3 separate regions of the Mus musculus genome follow, and all the other regions are linked to region 3. The links are chromatin loops, found by intact Hi-C in ENCODE. Cell type or tissue: heart. All regions are shown on one strand.

The links. Hi-C counts contacts between places; a loop is a spot of excess contacts. Peaks named below come from ENCODE experiments on the same cell type or tissue, not always from the same donor. Only the 100,000 strongest peaks of a DNase experiment are listed, where the experiment ranks them.
Region 1: it touches region 3 in a loop (6-fold over the local background); 8 of 42 quality-filtered maps call a loop at or near these places.
Region 2: a loop joins it to region 3, with 7 times the contacts of the local background. A loop is called at or near these places in 10 of 42 quality-filtered maps.

What each region holds. Positions count from the first base shown.
Region 1 is chr12:15,694,122-15,702,121 of GRCm38, forward strand. All of the region lies in intron 1 of Gm40287 (a long non-coding RNA gene), which reads left to right. Among named protein-coding and RNA genes, the nearest start is that of Gm40287, 92 kb to the left of the region's middle. In heart, no CTCF peak of the experiment used is centred here; DNase peaks (open chromatin) are centred at 4,360 and 4,850.
Region 2 is chr12:15,531,359-15,539,358 of GRCm38, forward strand. No RefSeq gene overlaps it. Among named protein-coding and RNA genes, the nearest start is that of Gm40287, 71 kb to the right of the region's middle. In heart, a CTCF peak has its summit at 4,622 (motif pointing right); a DNase peak (open chromatin) is centred at 4,643.
Region 3 is chr12:15,602,629-15,610,628 of GRCm38, forward strand. Gm40287 (a long non-coding RNA gene) reads left to right here and starts at 3,705. Exons shown (of 6, transcript XR_872503.1): 1 at 3,705-3,875. In heart, CTCF peaks have their summits at 2,207 (motif pointing left), 3,633 (motif pointing right) and 5,605; no DNase peak of the experiment used is centred here.

The DNA of each region.
Region 1 (8,000 bases), 91 kb after region 3:
TTGGGACTGGGGGTGGTTATTATAGGTGGTCTTTGATACTAAAAATTTTGAAGTACAAGGCTTGAACCCAGTCCTTCTATCGCTGTTATTATAAATAGATCTGAGATGTTTAAGCCCGTGAGTTAAGGGCCAAATAGTAAATTCATGGTTCTGAGTTTATTGTTAGGGTGTTCTCAGTTATTTTAATGAGAAATGGCTGAGAGTAGTTAACAGACAAGTCTAGATTACTTTACATAGATAGTTGGTTTTCAAAAACGTCAGAAGTCCACAGAATATGACGTTTAATGTTATTTATTCACTTGTTGTTGAGACCAGTCTGCTCCTGACAGCTTTCCCTGTCTTGGATTCAAAAAAGCATCTTCGAGTTACTCCAGATGTGGTGAAACAGCCACTAGGCAACAATTGTCTCATTCATCTACGACATAATTCTGTCCAAAGAAAGGACACAATTACAGGTTAGGACAGCTTGATTCTGCCGAGACAAGAGTAGGCTAGTCTTTAATATTCCGGTTTTTCTAAGTCTGTCAGATGACCCTGGCCAGTAGACTGAAGACCGATGCTCCAACATGTTAAAGTAAGGGACTGTCCAGGTGATCAGCAGTCTCAATGGATTGTCTAAGTTTTGGAAGCTGTTTTAGGTTTCCTATATATTTTCAGTTAATATCAGTCGTTCTTGGATTTCTGATGGGATTGAAAGACTACATAGTCTCCTAGCCAACCCAGGCTTTTTATTTTGAGAGGAACAGTTTTGAGAGGATGGTTTTCAGATGGCATTCAATCTAAAGCCAAGACATAGCCAGATGTAGAATTATAAGTCTTTTAAGTAAGGATAGATGACAGAGGTTTTGTTTAATTAACAAACATGATGGACTGGGTGTTAGGTCTCTTGTACTTTATAAATTACAAAAATAGTAATAGTTATGTTCAATTATATCTGAGATAAAATAGTCTTTTAATTGGACAGAAAGGGGGAAATGTTGTGGATAGCCCTGGGGCTAATTATATTTGATGTTAATTCCATTCTCCTGTGAGTGGTTATAAACAAGGAATGAGTCAGCACTCAGGTGATTTCCTGTAAACCTGCTTCCCACCTTAATTTATAAAATAAAGGAGAGCTGATGGTTTGGCAGATAACAGGGAAGTTGGAGCAGAAGTGATGGGGCGGGGAGAGAAGAAGGAGAAAATGGAAGAGGGAGAGGATGCAGAGGAGGAGGAAGAAAGAGAAAATCTGAGCAGAAGCACATGGCCTGGAGAAACTAAAAGTTCTAAGGGGTCTCATAAGCTACGGAAGATGATAGTGTAGTGGTAGATCTGCCCAATCTAGGTGCATAGCATGTAATCATATTAACTGTGTTGTATTTTCATTGCCGGGGCATATCTGGGTTGGAGAGATTTACTGCAACATAGCCCCAAGTCTTTGGCCTTGAAACTTAGAGTAGTGGGCCCTTATCTACCAGGGCTTGGACATAAGTTTCTGGGGCTGCTTCTGAGTGCTCAGAAAACAGGGACCACCAAAGGCTTGTCTGATTTAAATTTATTCCCATGAAAAGCAAACAAATTTTAACTAGCTGATGGTAACACACACATGCACACACACCATAGACATGCACCCCATACTATAACCATCAACACTGCCACAACCACCACCATCATCACCACCACTATTATCATCACCACCCTTGACTCAGATGGTCACTGAGTTGGCTCCATGTCCAGAATGTCACAAAGAGCATAGGAGGAGGGGATTTGTTTTTCACATATTAACTGCCTTTCCTTTGGATAAAAACCCAGAAGTGAGATTTTTTTTTAAATTATCCAGTATTTCTGCTTTCAGATTTGAGGGTACCTCCATGCTGTTTTCCATGCTGATTGCACTGTCACACATGTGCTGACAGTACACATGGGTTCCCTTCTCATTGTTTTTTCACAGTTTCATCTTTGTGATGACAGCAGCTCTGTCTGGTGTGAGATGAAGTCTGGCTATGGTTCTCATCAGCATCAATGCCATCCTTCTGCTAATGAATGTTCCCAGCAGCTATCCATGTGCATGCTGGTGGCTTGCATGCTTGTAATGGAACTGTTGTGCTGTAGACAAGGATTCCAAGAGAGAAGAGACACCTCTCTGTGCTTTGCTTTATTTAGTATTACACTCTTGATGTCTTTTTGACTCCATAAACTTCAGACTTGCTATGTTCTGTCTCCTTCAGTGGAGCTATTGGATGGACTGGAAGCAATAAGAATTCAGGGTCATGTGAAATAAATATCAATGTTAAAATGACCTTAAAAGTTATCTCCTTCAGTTTTCTCAGATTTTAAAAAAAATTTATTTATTTATTATATGTAAGAACACTGTAGCTGTCTTCAGACACCCCAGAAGACGGCATTGGATCCCATTACAGCTGGTTGTGAGCCACCATGTGGCTGGTGGGATTTGAACTTGGGACCTTTGGAAGAGCAGTCAGTGCTCTTAACGGCTGAGCCATCTCTCTAGCCCCAGTTCTCTCATATTTTAAATGAGTACAAAGTACTACAAAGAAGAAATAATTGCCCATGGTCACAGGGATGTTGATAATAACATCTAAAGAACATACTATTGGCAGTTAGTTTCCTGTTCCCTACATCCTTGACCCTTACAGTCTGTTAAAGAACTTGTATTTAATTCCTTTTCCAAAATGCTGAGCAGGCTGCATTTGTGTAGACACCAGGATGATGTATAGAGATACTATGGCTTGAGCACTCTTTACATCAGAATAAAAAAGCAGAGGATACTGACTTATTTGGAGGCATGGAGAGAAACAGAGAGAAAAAGACAAAACAGACAGAGACTGAAAGAGAGAGATGAGAGGCAGAGAATTACATGAGTGTATCTTTCTGTATGCATATATGCGCACATATAGATGTGTTCATGTAGGAATAAATATGTGGAGTAGACCTGTTTGAACACATGTGAAGGAATAGGCACGTGTGTTATTATATACCTTCAAATGCATGAGTAAATATGTGCATGTGTAAGTATATACATGCCTATGTGGGCATCTGAATGCACATGTCCATATATGCTCATGTGCACATAAGTGTGCGTGCATATGAAGAGGAATCCCAGTGAAGTGTTATCTGGAAAGATGAAAGAGAACAGTAATACTGCGTAACTAACTTCTCTTCCCAGGGAAGCTACTTTTCTGAACACTAGAAGTACAAGGCTAGGATCTGTGGTGACCCTTGGGAACAAGATGTGTGAAAGTGTGGACACTTGTGTTGTTTGTAAGCAACCGTGAACTCCAGGGGGAGAAGACCATTTTAAATGTCTCGTCAGTTGCACTGTGTTTGCTCATGTTTGCTATTGAAGAGTTGCATGAACAAGACTTGGAAGAAGACACAGTGTGGACAACAGGAGCCCTATGGTACAGAGGAAGTGTAGCAGAATTCCTGAAGGCGGGAGGAAGTTTCTACTCTTCTGGGATGAAAGAGGCTTTCTACTGCTGGAAGGTAAAGTAAGTGTGCATTCCCCCCTGGCTCGAGATGTGGCTTGTCCTTCAGTGTTTCACCTTCCTGGGGAGAACATCAACCTGCGAAACAGAACCCTGTGTTCTTTCTAGGTGAAAAGCCCACCAACACTATCCATGCCCAGGACTGACGCCCTGCTGCAAACACCCCCTCCACCAAAGCAGAGGTCGCAGGCATCGGAAAGCGACACTTCCAAATCTCACTCACTGTGGAAAGTAACCTGTAGAGGGTTGCTTCTAAAGTGTTACTCATACTTTTTTTTTTTTTTTGAAGTACCCTTTTGGGGCTTACTATATAAAAAGTTGGGTGAAAAAAGATGGTCATAAGAAAAACAGAACCTCTCTCAAAAAAAAAAAGAAAAATACACAGAAGAAAAGAAAACAGCACCAAAGCACTCCATTGAATGTTTTTGGGTACTCACTCGTATTCCTACTTTCTGCCAATTGTTAGGTTCAAATGAAATGTCAATTTATCAAAGTAAGGCATCATCCTCTCAGCCCAAAGCTGAAACCTGAACACTGGAAGATGTCCGTGACCTTGTTTTGAGGAACTGCAAGCCAGGATGTAATTACACACCCACACACACACACCCCCCACACATATATATATAATGTGCAAGGGCTCATGCCTCAAATAACAGCTGTCCCCAGTGTACCTAGGGCCCTTGACTTGCACCAAGTTCTGTACCATGTCAGAGAAATGAAGTCCTCTGGGGAGAATGCAAATTGTAAGGCTAGAAACATGGGCGTTTTCTTGGATGGGCCCCTTGGGATTCTGGAGAACCGTGACCACAGGTCACAGGACCTACCCAGCATTGTGTAACTTCCTAGCAGGAAAAAAAAAATCTCTTTTGCCTAGGACTGACTCCAGTGTGCCTGTCAAAAGCCCTTCTCTCTAGCCTTTGTTCGGAAGCTCAGGTTGCATGGAAGAAATGAACTTGGCAACTCCCTTCCAGGCTGCAGGAGAGGTGGCCAAGAGCATCGGAACAAAGCAATCCCTCCTTCTCCACTGGAGCAGGTCTGAAGGGGACAGAGTGAGCATTCTCATTGCTGGGCTGAGCTGGTGTTTGGAGAAGCCCTCTTGGACAGCAGCTGTAAATCACTAGGCAGCCTCTGTTTACATGTTCCCTGTAGCCAAGGTGCACAGCCTGACTCCTCAACCAGCTTCCAGGAGAGCTTCATTTCTGTAGGTAGGAAAAAAATACCTTCAAAAACTAAACCAGGATCCCCAAAAGAAGGGAGCTAAAGACTCGACTCTGAGGAGTGGCCTAACCAGCTGCTGCAACATCTGTGGAGGCATGTCCATCCTTGGGGAGCAGAGCTGGCACTAGGCAACCTTTCCCTCCCTCCTGCTTCTACTCGCAGAAATTGGAATCTAGGGGAGATCCAATCAAGAGACAGGAATGCATCCTCCCTTTCCCCTCCTCTGGCCTCCACATGCTTCCTGAGACAGGAAACTTTAAATTGCTGGGATGGGCCACCCTAATTGCTACTCTTTTAATAACTCGGTTCACTCCTTGAAGCCTCTGTAAACATTCTGGAAGTAGTGAATTCAGAGCACGGAGGGGAAGCTATGTCTCTTGCACAGCCTCTCCTCTGCAATGAACAGATTCCCCAGGAATTAGAGAATGGGTCAATCAGCCAGGATCTGAGCTCCTCTCCACAGTCCTGAAAATCCCCTTATATATAACTCATTTTCCACGTGTCACCTCAATACTCCCCCTTTTGAAATCACACCCTGCCATGTCTTGTCCTCCAACCACCATGATGACCCCTGTGTTGTCTGTATTTTATGTCTCTCTATTTGCACCAGCCCTGAGCTTCCAATCCAGTCCAACATTCTACTTTTCCTTAACTTTATCCTGCAAAGGACGCTCAGAATGAATTTCATTTCCAGAGTAAGGAGGGGGATAGGGCCTAGAGAGGTTAAAAACAAATCTCTGTATATCTAACTAACTCAGCAGCATTCTATGACAACAGAGATCCTAGGTGGGCCTCATCTTTTCTTTCTGAGAACTTCCTCTTGCTTCCCTGGTTTAGGACCAGTGACTGTCAGAACCAGTTTTTGTGGGCAGCCTCTGGATAGATAGGAAATGTGTTTAGCATCTCCAGATGGAGGAAACAAGTGGAAACAATCACTTGAAAGCCAGTGAAGTCAGAGTGGATGGGAAAGGCACACCAGTTCATCTGGCTTCATCTAAGTCTTTAGGCCAGTCCTTGTGTCTAATGGTGGTTTAGGAATTCTGAATCCCATTTTATGGTGATTGGCTGTATCCGTACGTTATTAGAAACTCAGCTCTTTAGTGCATGGGAAGATGGAAGGATTTACAACTGTTTGCTTCTCAGTGACTTAAGTAAGATACTGAGTTTCTTCTGTCATTAAAGAAATATAAAAGTATCATTGAACTTGTTGGGTAACATTTATTCCTAGGGAGATGTGAACAAATATTGACTCCAGACAGGAAACCAAAGACAGATCAAAGTATGGATGCCACCACAGTCCAACTTGGTGAACCAATGAGTTTGATTAGGTCACTTACAGGAACAGAAAAGACTCAAAGGCAGCTGCATCCTCGAAAGCCGCACACCAGTATGAGTGACAGCTCATGAAAGCTGGAAACCTAGAGCTCGTATCACAGCCTCCAGGCAGCTCAACATGCTGGAGCTCTGGAGGAATCCCTGAATAGGTGAAATCCTCAGATAATGTATATTTTGACATAGGCACTAGCTGTTGAGGACCCAGAAAAACTGACCCATGATAAACTGGCAAAGCCATTATCCATATGGGTCAAAGTCAAGATGAATGGCAATGTTATCTTCAGGAGTTTGATTATTTATGGATGAGTTCAGTGTGTGTGCAAAGACAATGAACTGCAGCAATCTCCTCCCCATTCTTGCAGTCAGAGACTGCTCACCTACAATGATTTCCTTCTGAGACTAGCTACCTCTCCAGTACCATACCTAATAACATGCTGAGGTTCCAGGTTGCAGTAGTTGAACTCAAAATGACCCCCACTCCATTGTATGTGTGTCTCTGTGTGAGTCCTTTCTTCATACCCTTGCCTCCCATAGAAATGATTCTGGGATCCAAGCCAGAGTATCCTTTCCAGACAGCTCAGTTGGTCAGAGCCTCTTCTGGGTCCTTGGCTAATTGGTTTCTTCTAGGCTCCTCCACTTGTGTGAGCCTCTTATAGGCAGCCCAGGTAGTCCAAGAGTGTCTCAAGCAGGCCTTATTGCATATGTATATATGGGTCGAGGGTTAAGAGACCTTGTAATTCTGGTCGATTGCTGAAGCTTTTGAATTATTTACTTCTTGTAAATTATTTACTTCTTGGATTTAAGGGGCTTTCTGTAGGATTCCAAGATGGAAGGTTTTAATCTTTAAGGAAACTGAGGCACAACAACCTCCCCCTTCAAAGGAAACATGGACAGGGACCAGGTAGTGAGAGAGGTCTTAAGAGTTGCAAGCAGGCCAAATGCTGACACGGGGTCCAATTGTGGACAGGATTAGAGTAACATGGAGCTGGGGTTGGCATGAAATCACATTAGGAAACATGAAGGGGTTTTCTGTAGACTTGGGGCTCCAGGGTCTGCTTGTAGGTGTTTCCAAAGACTGCTGAGTAAGTTGGTCTTTTGTGAGTAGAGTTGGAATGGCCAGTGTCAGCTAGGATCAACGTAATTAAGTAGGTAACTTTTCAGTGAAGTCATCTGTTCTGAGACAAGAGATTTATTAGGAATCAAGTCAATGATAATTGTTTTAATGGAAAATTCTTTAACTCTGAGACTTTTGGATCTAGGATGTCCTGTGATCTTAGACATGAAACACTAAAACTGGATGTTAAGGGATGGGGAAAGAAGGGAAACCAGAAAAGTGCACGATTCTGGTGGAATCTGTTGCAATAGCTACACTCAGTGTAGCCACCGGGGAGATTCAAGATACCATAAAACAAAAACAAGAAAAATATGGTTTAAACAGATGTCGATGCTAGGTGGCCAGCTAGAAGGTAGCCAACTACAAGGGGGCTTGAAGTAATTAAAGCTTTGGCTTTTGCAGGCAGCTAAGCCTAAATGTGAATTGTACCTGGGCTTGTGATCTTGGGCAAATTACTTGAACTCTCTGAAGTGTGTGTGGGGGGGGGGGGGAGGGTGTCTGTGTCTGTGTGTCTATGTGCAGGACCTGAACTCAGGTCACTAGACTTGACATCAAATATATGGGGGTGGGGGGAGGAAAGGCGAGGAGAGGAAAAGAATGACAACGAGAGGAAAGGGAGATAAAGGATAGGAGAGCAATAGAGACAGAAGCAGAGACAGAGACAGACAAGAGACAGAATAGAGACAGACAGAGAGAGAAAAAAGGAAAGTAGAAAAGGAGGAAGATAGATGGTTGCCGGCTCCTTGCCTGCAGGTCCAGACAAGAGGAGAGAGATCCTGGTCCCTCCAGGGTCTCTCTGGGGCTGAGCAGATGGCAAGTATCCAGGCCCAAAAGAAACACACCAA
Region 2 (8,000 bases), 71 kb before region 3:
AATTATGTAAAGAATGACCCTGGTATCTCCAGGAGAGCATCTGGAATCGTTCTCTAGTCTTTGTCCTGAGGCAAGGCATCTGCTCCAAACTGGTTTTCTACTTTCTGAAAACCTTATTTCACCAAACAGGGTGATTTTCTAGGAACACAGTTCAAAGTAAAAACAGCATGCTCACGTGCAATATGCTCCCATGCAAGGACGCTTACCCCATAGGAGATTTTATCAGAAATAGAGACACTGCACTGGACTAGAATGGATCTACTTGGGCAGGACATCCTTTCTCTCACTCTGGTCTTTTGCTTTTCTTTTTTAAATCAAGAGTTCCTTCTAAATATTTATCGAAAATGTCACTTTTTGTCCCTTGCCAAGGACTATAGAAATTCAAGTGGAAAAAAATCTAATTTATCCTCAGTCTAATTATTTGTATGACTGAACTTGGAATATTTTCTAAGACCTTGCCAATTGGTACACTGTGGATACTTCAAAGTAAATTATATGTTTTGCTTCCTTTGCTATGAACTTCGTGTGTGTGTGTGTGTGTGTGTGTGTGTGTGTGTGTGTGTCCACTAAGTTGCAGCAGCAGCACCAGCATTAAGCCTTCATCTATTGACATTCTGAACAAGGCTTGGAGTGGCAGGGAGGGATAGAGGAGAGAGGAAGAGAGGGAAGAAAGGGCAGAAGGGGAGACAGGGAAATCTGGGAGTTTGTGTCAGGGGCCAGCATGTGTTCTTGTGTTCCATGAATATGCGTGACCCGGTTCACAGTGGTGTGAAGCGATCCCCATCACCTCCACTTTGTAGCCAAGGAAGCCCTTTCAAAGAGAGTAGGTGCTGTCTTTTAAGTCTGATTCACATCTTACAGCACAATGGCATGTCTGTCTGTGTTCAGATAATTTATCCAGTCAGTGCTAAAGCCAAGTCTTCCATCCAGATCCAGCCAGGCTGAGCCACAATGAGTGCCTGACTTTGGTAGGATATGATGGCGTCTGAGTCAGTCAGTACTAGCCCACTGCCCAACAATCAGAGGAGAGGGGAGCATCTCGCTCATCTGAAGAGCAACCTTGTGCCATTCTGCATCCCTGCCCACCTTCTACAGAAAAGTCAAGACTCCAGAATGTAGCAGGAGTGCACTGTGCTATGCCCCTGCGGTCACTCACTGTAGTCCTCATCACTGTAATTCTGGAATAATAAGTGAGTCAAAGCCACGTAAATGCAACATAACCAAATGTCTAAATGATTGAGTAAAAGGCTCTACCACTGGCAAAAGAGAGATGTTCTTAGAGGATATCAGAAAGAAAACATTTGTGCTCCATCCCTGTAATTATAATCTCGCAATGTGACTATTTCAGGTCATTTGCTAAGCCATTCCTTATTTAAGAGTCTATTCTCCACTTGTTAGTTAACTGCCCCCCGGTCAGTATTCAGCTCCCAAATCTCCAAAGACAATCTTTGAATCTCTTGAACTCTTGAAGCAGGCATGAGAAATTGCTTTCAAATACAGAGTAATCCATTTTAGAGACTATTTCATCTGAACCCTGAGAGTGCACAAGGCTACATCCATCAACCCGGGAGTATAAAGTAGAGACACAGCATGCTATATTGCTTCTTGTATTTATGCACACTCTCATTTCAGCATTGTTATCGTCTGATCTATGAAAGATATGTTAACTACTCCTAGGCTCAGAAGTGATAAAAATCAGAGCAGAACTAAGAAATGTATTATCTGAGGAGCCAAACTCTTATCAAACAGCACTGCTCATAAGAAACTAGATGAACAGCATTCAACATTGGGGTGCGGAATATCTTGGTGAACATTCTCTGGGTGAAAAAGTAATGACCCTTCCCCTGTACTCTAGGGATCTGCCAGGGTGTTCTGCAGAGGAAAAATACGCAGCTTAGCAACCCTGCTTCTTGAGACAGTGGCTTGTATTGATTGGTTAAGTAAAGGGAACCTCATGAGAGCCTAAGTCCCCCATAAGAAGAGAAGAATCCTGTAGTCCATGTACACGCCCCTTAGCTTTCTAATCTGTAGGTCCAACTCTGGAACTTTTTACATTCCACCTGATCCAGTACAGACAAGAACTTTGAACTGTCAAAAGATCACAATGATCACTTTGCACAATGATCAACAACCATTTCTTTCCAGGTAGTAAATCCTATCTAGAGTTTTGGAGTCACAGAACAAGCACAGGTGGGGATTCCAGAAACCAGCACCTTGTCCCAACACCCTGGCCCAGTCTGCCTCCCCAAAGGCCCTCTCCCCACTGGGAAGAGGACTGGAAACCAACTAAACCCGGATTTTGATAGGAAGTTCTAGTGTTTTCCCAAGTTACCAATCCACTCAATCTACTTGGAATATCTACTGCTGATTCAAAAAAATCCAGAATGTTCTCAAAGAAAGAAAGAAAGAAAGAAAGAGAGAGAGAGAGAGAGAGAGAGAGAGAGAGAGAAAGGAAGGAAGGAAGGGAGAGAGAGAGAGAGAGAGAGAGGGAGAGAGAGAGAGGAAGGAAGGAAGGAAGGGAGAGAGAGAGAGAAAGAAAGTTTATTTTGTTAAAAAATATTCAGGGACATGATGACAACTTACATAGATGAAATACTAAATGAATTTAATATTTCTAAATTTTAACTTGTTTCACAGACTATTTTAAAATTATGACTTTTTAAAATTGCCAACAAATTCTAAAATGACAAATGATTTTCTACCTATCAGAGTTGGTCTTTTAGAAATTCTGAAGGTAACCAGTGTTGTTAATTCTCAAGGGTTCTATTCTACCAACTGGCAAGCTCTTTGTGCTGTGGAAGCATCTAAATCGCCTGTACTGCACCCTGCACCTCACCCCTTAACTGACAACAGGTTTCTTTTATCTGACTCATTACATTGATTAAACTCTGAAACAAGCTCACAAGCATTATTCAACCTAAGTGCACAACTTTGAGAAATATCAGAGTTCAGTCCCTCTGGCTTATTGTGGACAAAGACAGCAAGTTCCCACTGCAACAGTACTGAGCTATCTCCCATCGGGAACTTAGAGCAGAGGGAGTAGTCAGATGCTGATGATGTCAGCATGGTGTGACAAACATGCTTCCCCATTGAAGATTCCAGAGGTTTAGAGTTAAATTCAAGGGGCTCAGATTCGTGCAAAAGTAGTTTTCTTGCTTGCAAAAACTGTAATTCTGTGTGAGTGTGTGCGTTTGCGCATGCACATACATGCCAACACATGCTGCCGAGGTTAGCAGAAGGCAGTAGGTGTGGTCTTCTGTCTCTGTTCTCTTTGTTTCTTTGAGGCAGAGTCTCTTGTTAAACATGAAGCTTGTGTTTGCCCACTAGGCTGGCAGCCAGCGAGTCCCATTGGTCTTCCTTTGTGTTCACGGAGCTGGAGCAGCAGGCCACTACTGCATACCTGGCTCTTTCATCCTGAAGCTTGCAAAGCAAGCTTAACACAGCAACAGCTCTTCACTGCTGAGCCATCTTCCAGCCCCGCAAACATAGTTTCTGTTCTAAAGAACTGCACGGACTCTACCTCACAAAATGTCCAAGGTCTCAGCCCACTTCAGCTGGTATTAGGTCCTACCCTTTTGTCACACTTAAGGCTGTTGTGACAGTTCTAACACAAACACCCTCTGCCAGACTCATGTGGGACGTCTACAGGTTCACACAGTTTGTGCCCTAATTCCTTCAACCCCAACGGAAATCTCTTCATCTTTGATCACCAAAACTGTCACTTCTTCATTCTCTTCTGATTTTTCCACTATGCCTAATGTTTCTTGGCCCAGTTAATCTGCTCTTCTCTACCATCCACTGTCTGCCATGCCCCCCACATGGCGTTACCACCTACCTGCTTCCACCCCTGCCCTTCTTCACTCCCCACTACAGGTACACACAGAGGGAAAAGCCAAGGTTCTCTTTCCCATCTACACAAAGTCACTAACACAAGATACTTCCTAAAGCAGCAGTCAGCTTCTACTAGTGTGAATTAAAATAACAAACGATACTTAAGTGAATATACTGTATCAACCAATCAGGAAACATCTCAGTTTATAGTTGGCTGTATTGTGAATGTTACTTTTGAATGTAAATGTCTCTTGTAATCCCTGCCTTTCTGCCTACTGCAACAAAAGAACAGTCACTTTCTTCATCTTTTCCTTGGATACATCTTTAATCCCATCCGTGAACCTCTCAGATTCCATGCAATCATCAGGCAAGACTTTACCTAAAAAGCATTTTATTCCTCCAAGAACCAATGTTCTTCTGGATATATATATGCCCAGGAGAGGTATTACGGGATCCTCCGGTAGTACTATGTCCAATATTCTGAGGAACCGCCAGACTGATTTCCAGAGTGGTTGTACAAGCCTGCACTCCCACCAACAACGGAGGAGTGTTCCTCTTTCTCAACGTCCTCGCCAGCATCTGCTGTCACCTGAATTTTTCATCTTAGCCATTCTGACTGGTGTGAGGTGGAATCTCAGGGTTGTTTTGATTTGCATTTCCCTGATGATTAAGGATGTTGCATTGGAAATGTAAATGAGGAAAATACCTAATAAAAATATTAAAAAAAAAAAAAAGAACCAATGACCAATGTTCTTGAAGTTGCAGGAAAATTGCGAAAGAGATCACGAGGGGGCGCCAGAGCCACACTACAAGGCAATCCAGAGGCTGCCTCTCAGAAAGAGGTGTGTTTGCCTGCAAGCACATTGGTTTGCGGTTTGTATAGGATCTAGATTCTGTTCACTTAAGCTCACCTTGACGGAGGTCTGGACTTATCTATCACCACACCTGCTCGATTGAAAGCTGAGTCCCACAGGATGAAACAAATTTCTGTTTCTCAAGCCAAAATAATAATCATAATCATCATATAAATGGGTTATTGAATATGACTTGGCTCTGTTTTCTTGATTTGAAATCTAGCATTTCTCTGCTGGAAGGGGATTGAGAATTCCTCTACTTATCATTATCCATCTCCTCCCCACAGCATAAAACAGAGAGATACTGAGTTTGGAGAGAAAAGTTTGCCTGGTAATGATAGTCCGAGCAGTTAGTAGCAGCAATGGCGCTAATGGCAAAGCCCTGCGGTTCTAGAACCTTCGTTCCGTGGGTTTCTCCAAAGTAGCTTGAGTGTGCAGTCCCCACTATGTCCTCTGAAGCTCAGAGAAGTAAAATGCCTTCACAGGCTCTCCAGGGAGGTATGATGCTTTTAAGAATAAGTTGTCTTTGGTCTCCTAGTCTAATCAAAGGCTAATTATTTGATCAAAAAAGCCAAGATTTTCTGTTTAAAGGGCCATTCATTCTAAATTTTAAATCCAAAATGAATTTTTTTAAAATGTCAGTTGGATGTGTGTGTGTTACTGATTATAAGTAAAGAAGAATAGGTCATGAATTTGAGGATATGAGAGGAGTTAGAGGGGAAGGAGGAATGCAAATGATGCAAATACAGCACTCATGTGCACAATTTTTTAAAAAAGGATTAAACTAAAAAAGGGGCGTGGAACTAATACTGACTTGGGAAGCTTCCGTGTCCCTCTAAGCTGTGGGTTGCCGTGCGTCAAATGTGTCAAGAAAACACTCTCTCAGCACTGAATTATTTTTTAATGACGTGCTAAAGCACAGAGACTGTGAAGTCTTACTCAGGCAAGGCTGTGTGAAGTGCTCTGTGGCAGACAAGGGGTCCACAACCCCCCACATTCTTCCCTTCTCACATCTCTGCACGCATATGCCAGTGGAAGGAACAAGTCAGAAAAGTGAGAACTGACACAGATGGAATGAAGCAGGGGAGAGGGACCAGACTGGGGAGGAAGGAACCCACAGATATAAAGGGCGTGTGCAGGAAAGGCAGTCCAGACAAGAGCATTAACTGCTCACTGGTTGGACATGAGTGTAGTGTGTTCCCCGCTGATTCCCTGAGCTGAAATTGTTTCACCACTGTGAAGTATTATGGACACTCGGGCCTAGCATGATTACCAGGGGTGGGGGTGGGGGTCCATTTTGCTCTGTCACCAAAGTAGAGTCTTCATTAATGCACTGTGCTGTCCTTATAAGAAGAGAGAGGGAGACTGACCAGAGGACACAGAGCATCAGCTCCAGGCTTTTTGTCAAACCCCATATGGTAAGTAGGCCATCACCGGATATGGGACTTCAACTTTGCACGTATATGATTATGACCCCAAACACTCTTTTTAAAAAATATGAGTTACCTAATTTTAGTTTTGTTCATTATACTCACAGGAATCAGAATAATACAAAATTCAAAACATCATAGCAAACACACACACACACACACACACACACACACACACACACACACACATACATTACTCCAGCAATGCTCTACCTTATAAGGGGTCCATAGCCTTCCCAAACAGTACCACCAGCTGGAAAAATGAGTGCTCACACACATGAACCTGTGGAGGACCTTTCTCGCTCAAACCATCACTATACATTTATGATGGATTCATTCATCCACTCATTCATTACATAGCCAAGAAAGAAAAATTTTATATGTTGGCACTATATACTAAATCTCATCAACTAATTCATTGTGTTTCTTTTCTTTGTTTTTTTTTTAATCGTATTTCTAGTTTGCCTTCATGTATGTCTGTGTGAGGGTATCAAGTCCCCTGGAACTGGAGCAACAAACAGCTGTGAGCTGCCATGCTGATGCTGGGAACTGAACCCACTAGGGTCCTCTAGGAAGAGCTGTCAGTGCTAGCAACTGCTAAGCCATTGCTCCAGCCGTTCATAGTTTTCCAGATGCCACAGAGAAATGTGATGTGCAGATGCCTGGTTGAATCGCGGGACTTGGTAGAAGGGAGAATGTCATGTGAAAACTGCTAAGGATTGATTAATATTTGAGTGATTTCCATCTCAGACTGGAAATTCCATCTTCTGTGAGAGCTGCCAACTAGAATTGATCACCTAAGCTCAGTTAATCAAAACGAATGAAAAGGCTCACACACCTATAATTAATTATGACCTGAATGAGACTCCTAAACACCCTAGCCCATTCAGCTCACAATTTTCTACTCTAATTCATGACCCTCTCCTACTGGCTTCTCTCTGAACCTGCCACATGTGATGTTGTTTCATTTTTCTGCCAGTTTTTAAGCGATGGGTTTTGCAAGCTATACATAAGGAAAGAAAATGATGCTTGCTAGGCCAGTGAGGGTAAATTCACTCGTGTTGAGAATTGGATGTGCAGATGAGTTTCGAGTTGGTTATCTCCGTCCCACACTGCATCTTCCTAATCCCTCAGTACGCTCCACAAATCAGATATTTTTATTGTCATTATTACCATGCATATGTATTGTGTGAGACCACAGTTAAAATGAGTAACAAGGTTTTCTGCCCCCTTCATATCCATCAAACTACCTATTGCAATTTGTTTGATGTCTCTGTGTCTTTTCTGGGTTCATTCATTATTTTAAGCCTGGCAGTGAACTCCACGCCACCCATATGGGAGAATAAACATCCATTGGACTGAATGGAGTTGCCTGGGTAGCCCAATGTTATCTTTTCAGTGTGAACTCTTTTTCATTAGAGTTTTCCCTGAGAACTCATTGAGAATATATTTTATTTCTCTCTCCTTCTGTTTTCTGTGCTTTGTGTAGCAGTCATATGATTATTCTTTATCCAGAACTTCTAACTCTATCCATCATGACTTTAATTTACTAAACAGGAACATACTTAAGAACCATCTATAACCTTAGGAAATCTATTGGGAGAGACCAAATTCAGAGAAACAAAACCTCTAAACTCTCCATAAAATTAGTGTGTCACAAGCCTTGAAGAAGACATGGTAAGAAAAAGTCAGACACTGGCAATGAAGAAGAGGCAGGAGAGGATCACTTTACCTACATGGAACTTGCTGGCTAATGTGAGTGCTATGCAAGCACATCAGTAAAAGTGAAGGGTCAGAATACAAGTAGCTCAGAATTGATTTTGCTCACACTTAAAGGTGGGTGGGCTCAAGGAGGTATTGAGAGAAAACAGAGCATTTGGGATAC
Region 3 (8,000 bases):
GACTGAGACTCCAGGCTTCAGCTATAGCTATACACACCCGGGTAAGTACATTTCACCAGGGCAGATGAAGCTGCTGAGATCACATGGGGAGCTCAGAGTTTGTCCCATCTTGCCACCCTCTTAAGATGAATAATTCAGTGAGTATAAGGCAGGTACTGGCCTTTTCAATAGACCTTTCTTCAAACTGAAGTGTAACTTGACTGCACTGTCTAATGGGTAACTCCCTGACATGGCTGAAACAGGAACCTTTACACAACTCTCTGAGAACTCAATGAAATGTTTTCCCTGGTTCTGGGCTGCAGCAGACCTGGCCTAACAGCGGAGGCATTAGCTAAACACTGACTATGGCTTTTTTGTTTTCTCTTCTGTGGAATGTGGCTTAGTTCTCAGGCCAATAGTGGGCTTTCTTCTTATATAACCATTTTTTTTAATTCTTTTCTTAAAACATCATTTAGTTATTAATAGAAAAAAGTTTCTCTTTTTAGTCCCACAGCCTGGACCAACTATCTAAAGGAGTTTCAAGAGTTGTGAAGACAGGATGCAGGATAGAGGGGTCCCAGGAAAAATCTCACACATACACACACACACACACACACACACACACACACACACACACACACACATACCAATGTGGTTTTTTGACAATCAGCTCTCATTCAGGCTTATACTTGAAAAGGAAGCACACTCCTATGCCTATAAACATATCACGTACACACACACACACACACACACACACACACACACACACACACACACACCTGTACAAAGACAAAAGAGAAATTGAAAAAAAGGTTGTAGCATCTGCGGTTTCTTACTTATCTGTTTCTTATTTTTTGCTGAGCTGACATGTCGGTTTCCGTGGCAACATAGAGTGGCCTGGATAACATGTGAAGTTAATTTCAGAGAGGTCTGCAGAGCCAGGCAGAACACTTTCAATGAAAATTCCTTCTTTTCTCCCAGGAACTATAGCCCCTGGTCTCCAGGAAGAATTCGTGCATATGAAAACAGTAGCAAAGATACTCTTTTCAGTTAGAAAAGTAAAAGAAGTCCTACTGTTTTTAGTTTTGAGATGCTAAAATTAGCAATAGGAGAAAAAAATTTCCCATCCTGTGCTGCGATTAACTAGTATGAAAACTATCCTGAAAGGAAGTATCATCTATCCTCTACAGCAAAGAACCAATTGGCTTGAGGGCTCCCATCAAAGTGGAAGACAAGAAAGGGGAAACTAAAGGAGGGAAGTGTATACAGATAAAAGCAAGGGCGTGAGTTAAATAGGATTTAGAGCACATGAAAGCACAGATGTGTTAGATTGTTCTATGATTCTTGCTCAATAGGAACTGTGAATTCACCTATGCCAAGCTGTCAGAAAAACGTGTATCTTTTTAAACACATCACCAGAGCACAGGAGCATCCTTGGAACTGGCAATAGTGACTGCATAAGGAGACAGGCAGATGTCATTAGCTTGCTCTCCCTGTGCTTATGAGAGGAGAGTCTAGATGATGCCAGACGTGACTCTTAATGTTGAGGCAGGTGTTAGGTTACCATGGGAAGCTGGAGTGAAATAGTAAAGAGATTTGAGTGGAGAAATACAGGAAGGTAAAGCCGGATGCATTCTCAATGGCCCAGCTGATGAACGAAGTTGGCAGGTGGGGTCTCAAGTGAAATGGATCAGAAAGATAGGAGAGGACCAGGACATGTTCAGTCGCTGAGGACATGTTTGAAGTCTTGTATGTCAGAACAGGAGCAGATGACCGACAAGCCTAAAGACACCAGGCATGCTTAATAACATGACATAGAAGACACTTGCCTTCCTCCAGTATTAGCATATCAGCTCCATGGATGGTGAGTGACTGCTGTGGCTATGGAGCTCAGAGTAGACTCTTTCCACGCACGTGTTGAGAGGATGATAGCCCTTGGGTTGTTTGCTAGAGACATCATCTAAAGTATCCCTGGCGCGGCCTTAAACTTTCTAAGTAACTGAAAATACTATTGAATTTCTGATCCTCCTGTCTCTACCATCTTCAGAGCTCTGGGACCACAGCACTAGGTAGCTATGCTTGATCTATGTGGTAATGGAGATGGAAACCTGGACTTAAGGTGTACTAAGTAAAAACTCTGCAAACAGAGCTAAGCCTGCAGCCCCAAAAGAGTGCTAGTTCCTACAGAATTCTACAGAAGCCCATGACTAGTGCCCCCTGCTGCCATCTCCATGGATGTCAAAGGGGTTTTAAAGATGTAACTAAGGTCAATTAGTTGTGTGGGCTTTAAAGGTCTAATGTAGTGACAAGAGTCCTCAAATGCTGAGATATGTCCCTAGATAACAGCAGAAGAGAACATCGGGGAATGAGCCATGGATCCTGATCTCTCAGACAAATGGATTCCTAAGAGAGGCCTCCAAACAGCCTCAAAACCTAAAAGCTGTCCCTGAAAAGCATTCCACAGGAAAAGGGTCCTGAGTCCGATGGCAATCTAAATCTTGGCTCATGTGAATGAGCTTGGGGCCGTTTCTACACAGGGTCCTGGTGAGTGCAGGGCTTTGCCTTCCTGTGGAATCCTAAACAGCAACACTAGCCCAGCCTGCCTGGTGTTCTTTTTCACACATGTAACTGTGAGTGTTGCTTGGATACTGCAAATATGGTCCAAATAAGTTGCAATACAGCAAGAAAACTAGCAAGTTTGACAAAATAAGCAAGTTACAAAACGGTACACATACCATGAGCTTCTTTTTATTTATGTATTCATGTATTTAGGGATTTGTAGAAGAAAATGAGTTAAAACACATGCACAAACATAGCGGGCTTTTAGGTTGGTGCATTAAAGTAAGATGAAGAGGATGTCACCACACAGGAGATGTCACCCACACAGGAGATCTGATAATTCCTTTCTTTTATGGCCTAAATAGCATGGTATAGAGTTTTGTTGCTTTTAAAGATTTACTTTTGCATGTGTGTATGTGTGTATGTTGATGTGTGGGCATACGCACCTGCGTGCAGGTGTCCATTAAGGACAGAAGAAGGCATCAGATTCCCTGGACCAAGAATATACAGGTTAGGTTAACTGCAAGAGCAGCAAACACACTTAACAGCAGAGCCATTTCTTTAGGAGTAGATTCAATTATTCTTCAGGAACCATTTGAACCGCACCCAATCATTTGAATGAATCTTTCAGTGTTGCCTGATCACATGAGGTAAGCTTATGACTTTGATATTTGGTGAAAATTAAAGTTCAAAACCCTAGCCTTATTCTTGTGTTTCTAAATGAGATGATTTCGTTTTGGTTGTTTCAAATCTAAAATCTGTGTGATGATCCTTGCAAGTTACAGTCAATGAAAAGACAGTAAATTCCCCCAAATGGTACAATTATTAATGAATCTACAGAATTACCCATGGGGCATGCAGACTAGATTATAGGTCTTATATTTATCAATGTTGAGTTCCTAGAATAATTTCCTATTTGGTTTTTCTTACAGTTTTTCTATGATCAGGTTTTAACATTGCCTGATGCTCTACACAATTCCTGGTACCTATCAAGTATTTATTAATACTTCTAGTTCAATTAATGCATTAAACAATTGATGATGGAATGCAAAGGTTGACAGCTGAGACAATGAAGACTGCAGTCACAGAATGCTACCACGAGATGTCAGTGTAAATAGGAGAGCAAAGCATTTCAGGAATATTCTGCATCATCTTCCAAGGCTCTAGGGAAAACACATCTGCAAGACTCTAAAGCCAGAAAACAAAGCGTTAGAAATGAATTTATCTCCCTGTGCATGAATATATTCAGAGCAACTCCTGGTTTATAAAGGAAAGTATCCATGCTGACCTTGCGACCCTAAGAATAAACCCTTGGAATTTCACTTCGGGACAATTCCGTAAGTATAGTTTTATTTCCCACTTTTGCCATTTGTCTGCCTCTCTAGGGCTGGCTGGGGAGGGAGTATGATTAAGGAGAGACTAATGAGTTCAATCCAGATTCCACCTCTTGTTATTTCTGAATGAGGACAAAGCATTGGACTTTCTGAGTTTCATTTTGTCATACGAAGAAAGAAGAAAACTGATAGGCAGAGATTATCTGTGTCACATGACAAACACTTTGATTTCAGCAGAGAGCATTCTCCAAAGATTAGTTCCTGGTGTGTGCTGAGATCATGAAGGAGGGCTTTTGCTGCAATTCTGAAAGGATTTGGTTAATGAGCCCACAGTAACTCGTCTTGGAAAACTCTTTCTCTACTGAGTCCACAGCTCTGTGAAAAAGTCTATGTGGTCCCCAATGATAACTTCCCTTTTCCAAAGCACACTCTTGTTGAGCACAAAGATTGATCACTGCCAGACTCTAAAAAAAGGTTATGAGTGTGATTGTCTCTCTGACTTCCTGTGGTCTCCATAAAACCTCCAAGCTCAGTATTCTAGGCTCATAAAAATGTCCTCAACCCGTTTCTCATTTGCTTTAATGACATTTTCTAACAGTTGACATTGGCATCTCTTCTCTAGGGAAAGTGTTGTGAGATTTTCTTTCCCCTTCCCCAGAATAGCTGCTGAGAACAACTCATGAACTGGAATGCAGAATGCACAAGTTACAATGTCTATCTTCCCATGAAAGGATGCATACTTGGAGATATGAGAACTCTACCTCCCCCGCTGTAGCACCAGGCAGGGGACCCATGGGTCAGCACACATCCCATCCCAGAGGACCTGGTACTCTCTGGCCTCCAGTGCTGTGCTCTTCTGGGGAAGGAAAACAGAGTAGATGACAGAGGAAGCAACATTCCTTAGCATCTACTGCATGGGCAAGAAGCTTTAAGAGCTGTACATTACAGATGAGAAAATCTTAGTTTAGAAAGAACCATTCTATTTTGTTTAAAATAAGGACTCACTTCACATGGCCAGACCACTTCAAGGAAGAGGAGACAAAAACATACCTGAGTAAAAATAGCTCTGGGAATGGATGCTATCATCATTCTGAAACATAGGATATTGTGAGCATACAAGGCGGCGATGGGAAAGTGCCAAATAGCATCCTGAGACTTCAAGGACAAAAGAACCAGTTCTGATGAGGAACTGCTTAGATACTGGCTGGCAGATGCCAGACCACCTCTTTACCATCATGTATTCTGGGCTTGCTCTGTTTTGTACGTTGAACTCTTATAAGTAAGGCCTCCTACAGACTGGCCAAGCAGGAATTCCAAGCAGAGTTAAGCGTTCCTACATTGATACGAAGATGAGAAAGTTTTAATGTCTTTTATTCCAGAGGCTCTCAATAAAAGGAAAACAAAAATGGATGGACGGACAGATAGACAGACAGACAGACAGACAGACAGACAGACAGGCCAAATTTAAGAGTAGTGAAGGACAGGTTGTTACAGTGGCCTGATAGTAAACGCACCTTCCAAGCAGATCCTTTGCCTAACAGAACTTCCTGCTTAGTTTTACAAAATAACTATTGCTGCTCCCTTTGGTTTCATGTAGCAGAAGTATTTTTCTGATGATTCTCCTGGTTAAAGTGTATTCTCTAGGGTATAGCAGAGACCCCAGGTTAAACCCTTGATGCTCCTCCTACAGTTTCAGCTTCTGGACTCTGAGATATAACTAGGCCAGTTCATCAGAGAGGGCGCTATTGTTATTATGTTGTTTTGTTAATTTGCTGTCATTTTTTAAAGAGTAGGCTTTAATGAAGATGATATTTGCAGTTTCCATCCCAGCGGCCTAGAAATAGTGGAAACTCTCAGTGAGTGATGAATCTCACTTCCTGTCCCCTCTTCAAGTCTGAGCATTCTCTCTCTCTCTCTCTCTCTCTCTCTCTCTCTCTCTCTCTCTCTCTCTCTCTCTCTCTCTCTCTCTCTTTCTCTCTCTCTCTCTCTCCTTCACTCACTCCCTCTCCATCTCTCTCTCATCCCTTCCTCTCCCTCCTCCTTCCTTTTTCCCCTCCTGCTTCCCCATTCCACTTTCTCTCTCTCCCTTTTTTTCCTCTATTTCTCTAGGTTATTCTCCCTCCTTCCTTTCTTACCTCTCTCTCCTCCCTCCCTCCCATTCTCTCTCTCCCTCTCTCCCTCCCCCTCTCTCTCTTTCTCCTTCCCTTCTTTCCTCCCTTTCTCCCTCCCCCTCCCCCCGTGGAAAATAAGGCAGCCATGCACTTGTGCAGCTATGTGAAGAGAACAGCTGATAGCACTAACCCCGATGTTCACTGTCTTTTAGATAACATTACATTTTTCTTCTCCCATGGCAATCACAGCTGTTGATTTTACTGCTGCTGCTTTCTCTGCTAGGATGGACGCTTATTTATCTTGACTGTCCTTGTGCTCTCTTCATCCATCCCCCAGGAAATGACCCTCTAAAACCATGATATGAGGAAATAGATGCCTGTGGAAAAGATCAACCTGTGCGTGGGAAGATGAAGGGCTCAGTACTCTTCAATATGTTTGTTTTGTTTGTTTTCAGAATATTCTGTTAGATACTACTCACCCCCTCCAAAAAAATTATATCGCATCTGGGTGTCTAAATCCTGCACACAGCTGTGCCAATGTCTTCTCCACTCTTTCCATCTGCCTGTTTGTTTTTCTTGGTGTTAGTTTGCAGTCTGCTATTTTGTATAAGCAAAATTATCCTTTCATGTCTTACCCATTTCAACGGCTTCTTCTGGATGTTGTAAATGGTAGCATCTGTGGTGCTTGTCTCCTAATTATGTTTCCAGTCTCTTAATGGGAAAGGTGAGCCAGCAGATAGGACAGCAATACGGAGCCTCTGCACCTCTGACCCTGAGGTGGGACTCCTCCCAAGATCACCAAAGCTTGCTACAGAGCAGAGTATCTTTGAGACTGAGTCGTTAAGATCATATATTAACTTCTGCTCTGTCGAGACGATGAGGAGAGGTTTATACAAAGTTCCCATGGATTTACACTTTGCTATACAAATGAGTCATTACAACTGTAAAAGTCTGATTTTATAAGTAGATGTCTGTCTCCAATCTCCAGGTTCTTCTCATGTTCAAACTGTTGCTTATTTTTAGATTAAATTGGGCAGCATAGACAGAATAGGAGCAACTGGACAGAAGTGAGTGTCAGGAAACCTGGGTTGGATATGCTGTGTGGATGCTAGCGTATAGGGTGGGATGCTATCATGCAGTGATTGAAATAGGTCATTCAAAATCCTTTGGCTTTCACTGGCAAATTTAATTGAGCCAGCGGTTGGACTAGATGGTTTGTGAAGTAAGCAGTACAGACGCCATTGATCATTGTACCAATGATCTACTTCTGCAGGAAAAATAAGGCAAACCGAATATGTCTGCATCCTAAATAGCACATGGTCCAGTCAGGAAAGCCAGAGATGGTACAAATGGCTCTCTAGGAAGCAGGCGCTGGCACAACAGCAGCAGCTATCACTGCTTTGCTTACATGACTCTCTGTTCCAGGGGTTGATACTCATATTTTTGCATAGCGTATTCATGCCTTTTTAGATCCAGTGCTCATAATATTGAGGATCTTTGTTTCTCACAATGCAGACCCTGAATCCCCAGTATTTAGCTTCTACCTCCCAATTCTCTGCACCCCAGTGCCATGGGATCCCTTGTTTCCTAATTAGATATATCAAGGTCCTTGACTTCCTTAATAGGATTGAGGGTTCCCTCAACCTGTCAGGTCAAACAATCCCCTCTTTCTTTAAAATTCTTTTATCACAACAGGAGGACAAGTGCCCAGGACAGCGGCATTCTCTGCACCTTGCACCCCAGTTCATAGAATGCATTGCCTGCCCTTCCTTTCACACCCGACCCCAGGACCATCTGTTACTTTCAAAGAGGAGCCAAATGCCCAAATTAAGTCCTGGTGTGTGGATCTGTACACTTAACCTCTAAGATGTGTCCTTCAAAGTTCTGATGTAACACTATCTCCTTGTTAATTTTCATAACCAGACTTTGCTCTTTTTCTCCCTGTAAAGCACCAGTCCATTTGAGGAATGCTCATGGGCATCTTGATATTTTAGCATCTACACCAGAGCCGGGAAAG